2 separate regions of the Homo sapiens genome follow, and region 1 is linked to region 2. A link is a contact called in ENCODE Hi-C data. All regions are on one chromosome and are shown on one strand. The core of a region is the stretch at or near the end of the contact, and the rest is flanking DNA. Distances in the headings are between cores, read along the strand shown.

Region 1 (2,930 bases), core at 66-2,565, 1.3 Mb before region 2:
ACGCTGAGGTAGGGGCAAGGCAGGGCTGAGAGCCGGGTCTCGCAGCAGGAGGTGCCGGGCCCTGGGGAACTAGGCAGGCCAGGAGGAGCAGTGAAGAGCCGAGAGTCCGGCTCGATCGGTGCGGGCTGCTGGGCCCCCCGATCCTTGGGTCCCAACCTTGGAAAGACCTGACGCCCCCAAAGCCCGTTCCTAGAGCCGGACCCCCACACCCCCATTCCATCTTCTGGGACAGGGCACACCCGGAAGGCGAGGGCAGTCCGGCTGGCACTGGGGGAAAAGAATTTTTCCCAGGGATTCGGCAGCGGGCTCTTCCTCCTGCAGAAAGTCGTTTTCTTCTTAATCTCCTTGGCCCAGCCCCTCCAGCGAAGCCTCCTGGCGCCCGAGCGTCCGAGGCGGGTGCCCGGGGCTGGGCCGCGCTGCGGTCCGCGCTGATTGTGTGTCACAGAAACATCCGGCGCGCGCCAGCAGGTCGCGCCCGAGTCCGGCAGGGTGGCTGGCGGGCTTCGGGGCTGGCTTGGTGGAGGCCGGGACGAGCTGGGCCGAATCCCCCTCACGGCGCCGCGCAGTCCAGGCAGGCGGGGAGGGGCGGCAGGCGGGGCTGGGGGCGGCGGGCCCGGGCCTGAGGGTCCCGCCCACGGCTCCACCCGTCCTGTCCGACCTTCGAGGGGGGTGATGTGAAGGGTTGCGGGGGTCGTGGGATGGGGTGAGGCTGGGGCGGTGGCCGGGAGGCATCGCGTCGCGTCGGTCCTCCCTCCCTCCGGGGTGGGGTCAGACGGGGACGATGTGGAGGCCGAAGCTGTCGGCCTGAAGCTTGATGTGGTCCCCGCGGTAACTAGTGGCGGTCATAGGCAGCGGCAGCAGCGGCAGGGGCGGAGCCCCGGGGGGCGGCACTATAATAATAAGGGGAACCTGGAAGTTAACACAGGAGAAGAATGGGCTGGGTGAGAGGACAAACAGGAGAACAAAAAAGGAAAGAAAAGCACAGAAAAGACCTCCCCTGGCTGGGGTCCAGCGGGATCCGGACTGGGAGACCTTGGCTGGGCAGTGGAGCCAGTTGCCCCGGAGAATAGTTGCGTTCACGGGGCATGAGAGGGACCCGATCTGGTGACGCCCGGCTGCGCACCCTCCAGGGGATCCGAGGGCGAGGGCGGCGCAGAGCCTTCGAGCGACCAGGGAGGGCACGGGAGGGCAGGAGGTGCGGGCGTCCTCGAGGGGTCCCCGGGCCTCAGTGCTGCACTAACAAGCCTGTCCCCCTGGCCCGGCCGGGTCCCCAGAGGTCGGGTCGCCGGGAGTGGGACCGTGCCCAGAAGCCGCGCGGCCGCGCTGAGCCGCCGGCCAGCCAGGTGGCGTACTCACTTAGTAAGGCGGGGTTGCTGAATCTCCAAGCCTCGTTGTAGGCCGTGTACTGGGGGTGGCTGTACGGGTTGCCGGAGAACTCGCTCCCTGCGGGAGGGTCGGGGAGTGGGGATCAGACGCCTGCAAGCCAGGGCGGACCCCACGAGTCCGGCCGGTGGCTTCTCCGCCCGCTCCTCCCGCCGGGTCTCAGGCGCAGGTGTCGCGGGCAGGGTAATGGCCGTGGCGGGCGGGCCGGGCGGAGGTGGGGCGATCACCGCGTCCGCGTGGAGAGAGCCCGGGGAGGCGGGAGGCACCGACGCGCTCGCACACCCACGGGCGGGACCTGTGGGCCGGTGCCCGCCCAGGGCTTCCCAGCGGAGGCGCTCGCGGCCACCCACGAAGGGTTTGTATTGGGGCGCGTCCACCCTGTCGCGCTGGGGGCCAGGGCCTTTATAGATGCCACTCCGGTTCTAGGAGGCATGGCCCCTAATGGGTGGAAATGGGAGTGGGGGGCGGTGGCGAAGAAAGGCCTTCGGGACATTTTTCTCCCAGAAAGTCCTAAGAATGGCATCAATGTGCAGTGCCAACACAAGAGGTGGGAGCTCTTTTGGGAGACACCGCCCTCCCGCCTTTCCCTCAAGAGGTTGGATGCGTGGGCTACGCGGCAGGGGATGGAGGCGGCGCAGGTGGACTGCCCGCTGGTCCGCTAGCGGTGAGCGGAGGGCCCGTGGGTTGGGAGCCGTCGTCGGAAGCTACCTCCCTCCCTCTGCGGGAGAAAGGCCAGGCCTCCAGGTTTCCCCCTCGCCCTTTCTCCTGTGTGATGACCCCAGACTGTTTACAGTGATCCCTAACCGCGGGTTAAGTAGAGGAGAAGGGGCCCCTCTCTGAGAGGGAGCTGGGGTGGGGGTGGGGGATGCAGCCACTGGAAAGCCTGTTTATTGACGAGGAGGGAAAGCATGCGTGCAGCAGGATAATGAGCTTCTGAGCTCAACTGTGACCAAGAGGAACTGAGCTATCTCCTTCCCCATCGCTAATGAAACAAGTGTAATTTCCTCATCAGCACTAGATTCTGTTTAACGACTCCCCCCTCGACACCACGAGCTCTCTGCGGCTCCCCTCTTCCCCACCTCCCTGCAGACTCCCTGCCCCCACCTCCCCACTCTTCCCTCACCCCACCTCTTTAAAACCTCCTCCAGCCCCCACCTGCTCACTGCTGGGAGTTTCTCCCTAAAATCTCCTTGCCTCCCAACAAGGCTTCTACTTTCCTTCCCCTAAATCTGGGCAGGAATCCCTTTACCCACACCTCTAACTCCCTTCAGCCCCTAGTCCATAAGACCCAGCAGCAATCTCCCTCTTTGCCGCTGCCCCTACCCCAAGCTCTGCTTACCCAGGGTTATACCTAAATGTCCCTGGATGGATGGGGCCAACCACTCTCTTCTATCCTCCCCATTCCCCATACCAATGAGAGTTGAACTTCAGGGAAAGGCCACATAGAGGGCGGCCAGAGGGAGTGAGTTGCTGGCTGAGTGAGTCTAACCCTCCTTAAGACAAGAGTGTTTTGGTGTTTGTGCACATAGGAACTTCAACTCTCTTTG
Region 2 (3,228 bases), core at 474-2,973:
GAAGGCTTGCAACTACATAATAACTACAGTATTTGCAAACTCGTTTGCATTCTACTCCACCAAGGATAACTGAAGGTGTGAGGCGTGTTGGTATGAGTGGGCCGGTGGGCATGGGTTGCGCGAAAATCTGTTCTGAGTGTAACGCTTGTGCATGGCTCAGGGACTTGTGTGTGTGTGTGGCTTATAAAAGACTACAAGCGAATGTTATGACGACATCTGTGTGCACTTTGAAAATGAAGTTTGATTGACTAGTTATAGACAGTTTCATGCCGATTTTCGGCTCTGGGAACTATGAGAGCATAGGCCTTGGCCTCTGCCACATCAAACCGCCTCTTGGGGAAAGACTGTGATTCTGTCCTCTTAAATACACTTCCTTGGGGACTTTATTTGATTATCCCATCTCCCTATCAATTCACTTCCCATCCGATGTGAGCAGCCAAGATCTCGGACTCAAGTTCGGCGCGTTTTCTATTAGGCCCGCAGCCTGGGACACAAAGCAAAACGTTACGGATTTTCAAAAAAGGCTGGCGCCTTAGGGATGTGAGAGCTATGGTCGCGCGGAATAGACATTGTTCCCACGCACTTTCCGATCATCTCCTCTCTCTCTACCGAGTGCCACGGGTTCAAGGACGCTGAGCTCCAAGCAGAGAAGGGAGGAAACCGCCCAGCTGGCCTCCACCAAAGTTCCTGCCCCTGCGGGTGCGAGAGACACAGGCTGCTTGGGCTGTCTTTTCGGAGAAGAAGGGGTGGCTGCCCTGGGCTAAGAGAACTCATCTCACCCTAGAGGGAAAACGAAAAAGGTCCAGGCTCCTGCCCTTTTTGGGGGAAGAGCCTTTTGGGGCGGGGGGAAGAGCAAAAATACTGCCAGTTATGAGGACCCAGGCGCTGAGCCCACGTCGCCTCTCAGCATCAGGGCAGCAGTAACCACCTTCCCTTCCCTCATTTCCCCCTTTTGGGGGGAGTAGTTGTCAGGGTCACCTCGTCCTTGTCTCTCCACCCCGGCTCCCTTGCAGGTACCTGCGCTTTGTGGAGCTGTCGGTGACCAGGGCGGAGGCATGGCCCCAGCCAAAGGGTAAAGGGATGGGCAGCTGCGCTGGCAAGGTCTGTGGGCTGTTTGTGTGCGCTCTGCCATTGCTCCAGGTGTGCGGGTGCGTTTTCTTTCCCCCTCTACTCACTTTGGCTCCGGTCCCTCACGACCTCGGGCTCCTCTTCATGTTCCTTGGGCTCGCTGCACGAGTCTCGCAGGACCGTGTGGACATAGCCCTGGGGACACAGCCCTGAATCCCCGTGGCCGTCTGCTGCGGCTAGTGAGTTCAAATAGGACAATTTCTCGCCCTCGTCTTCCTCGTCCTCCTCCCCTCCGTCAGAAAATTGCGTCCCCTCAGCGGCGGCCAGCATGCAGGGCGCAGAGTGGAAGTGGTGCTCCAAGTCCGCCTGCAAGTGCGCACCATGGAAGTGCTGGTGCTGCTGCTCCAGATTCAAAATGTCTTTGACTGAGAAAGGGGTGGAGGTGACCGGGCTTGGTAACATCATCAGGGCCACTTAATTGTCCAGTCCAAATAATAAATCCCGGCGGGGGCGGGGAGGCAGCGCGGCGGCTCCAGCTCTCCTCCTGGACTCCGCCGCTGCTGCCGAGTCGGGCTTTTGACAGACGCGGTCCCACTCCAGTCTAAATCGCCTCCATTGGCCGGGACCTGGGGGTCTGGGTTTTGTTACAGCCACTGCAGGGACTGGGGCCCGGGCTCCTAAGCCTCTGTCCGGGAGATTTGCGTCACGTTGGGGGGGCGGGGCTGGCGCCCCAACCTCCCTCCCTATAGGTTCTGGCTCATGTGGGCCACGCCCCCTGCTCTCTGCGAGTGGGATGTTGCGGCTCTACCAGAAATAGACAAGGACTAGTATAGAGTCCTGAAGTCCGAGACGCTGCGGGCGAGGCTGCACAGATCCGGTTCCTGAACCATTGATTCCCGCGTGGCTGCACCTTCCCGACCTAGGCCAGTTCTGGGAGGCTTGCTGTCCACGAACCAACGCCAGGGAAGGATGCCCCAGGAGTGTGTTTTTTTCAGCTGCTGCGCGGGGCAGGAAAACTTCCTGGCGGGTAAATACTGGGCGCTGGATCCACGAGGAGATGCAGTGTTTTATCTATCTATGGGTGGGCGACATGTCCTTTTTCAACTTGTTGCCTTTGCTCAAGCTTTCTCTCCACTTGGAACATGTTTCTGACACTTAGCCTCCACGAGTGGAAACTGTTCTCCAAGGAAGAGCTCCTAGATCGTCTAGCCGGAAGTCCCCTCTTTCAGGCTCTGAACCTGCAGCTTGTGTTAGCAAAGGACATGCATGTCACTTATCACTTCCCACTTAATTCTATAGCTGTATGTGCCTGCCTGGTCGCCCCAGTTAGACTGTAAGCTCCATGAGGGCAGTGTCCCGGGGTTGCTTTTGCCCTTGTATCCCTGGCAGCAGCCGCACAGAGCAGTATGTGAAAGGAAGATAGAGTTATGACTAAACTTTGGTATTCGACAGCTCTTGCTTGGCCTAGTCAGTGTGTGATCTTCGGCGTTTCTAAGTCTGTTTTCTCGTCTATAAAACGAAGGCAGTAATACCTTTTTTGGTTGTTGCTAGGGTTGAATGAGGCAAAACATGCCAGAATCTTAGTGCACGGCCTCACGCGTGTTAAGCGCTCAGTACGTGTCAACGACTGCTTTTCTGTATGGGAGGTCAAGCAGTGTTTGTTGACTGCATTGGTGGTGCGTGGCTGGAGTGTGGCACATACTGAGAGCAGGATCTGTCCTCACAAGGGAGGTGACCCAGCCTTGGCAGCCTTCTTTTCCACCTATTGAAATCAGGAGCCTGAATGTAGGCCTTGCCTCTCCGACAGGCTTTTAAAATTTCTCTACCTACACGCCTTCTGGCACCTTCATGAGGCCCTGGTTGTTTTCTGGGGGAGTCTATACAGTCCCCCACAGATTCTGGAAACTCTGAGCTGGAAACTCTGGGACCATCTTCTCCCACAATAGGCATTTGCTCGCTACCAGGCCTAGCCCAGTGAGGAGCAGCGGGCGCTGCTTTGAGGGCCACAGAAAGACCCGTGTGCAGCGCTGGCCTTAAAAAAATAGGGAACGGTTCCAGCTCAACCGTGGCTGTCCTCATCCGGCCCCAGCCAATCCAAGCATTTTTTGGCGGTCAGGATGGCGGAGCTGAAAGAGACCCGTCTCACCTGGAAGGGGCAGG

What was found. Hi-C counts contacts between places; a loop is a spot of excess contacts on that map. Pooled maps may share reads with other maps.
Region 1: a map with no recorded cell type shows a loop between it and region 2 (10-fold over the local background). The contact joins the enhancer-like site here to the promoter of NKX2-3 in region 2. A Hi-C loop is called at or near these places in 3 of 37 single-sample maps with no recorded cell type and 5 of 50 pooled maps.

Annotation. Positions count from the first base shown.
Region 1 is chr10:100,825,522-100,828,451 of GRCh38, reverse strand. It overlaps PAX2 (paired box 2), which reads right to left. Exons shown (of 10, transcript NM_000278.5): 9 at 1,357-1,443; 10 at 1-909. The coding sequence ends at 833. Among named protein-coding and RNA genes, the nearest start is that of PAX2, 81 kb to the right of the region's middle. Within about 2 kb of position 1,315, at least 3 of the 41 ENCODE cell types and tissues checked have a DNase peak (open chromatin) inside an H3K27ac peak, as active enhancers do.
Region 2 is chr10:99,531,437-99,534,664 of GRCh38, reverse strand. NKX2-3 (NK2 homeobox 3) reads right to left here and starts at 1,723. Exons shown (of 2, transcript NM_145285.3): 1 at 1,176-1,723. The coding sequence starts at 1,533. RefSeq lists an enhancer at 1,502-2,393.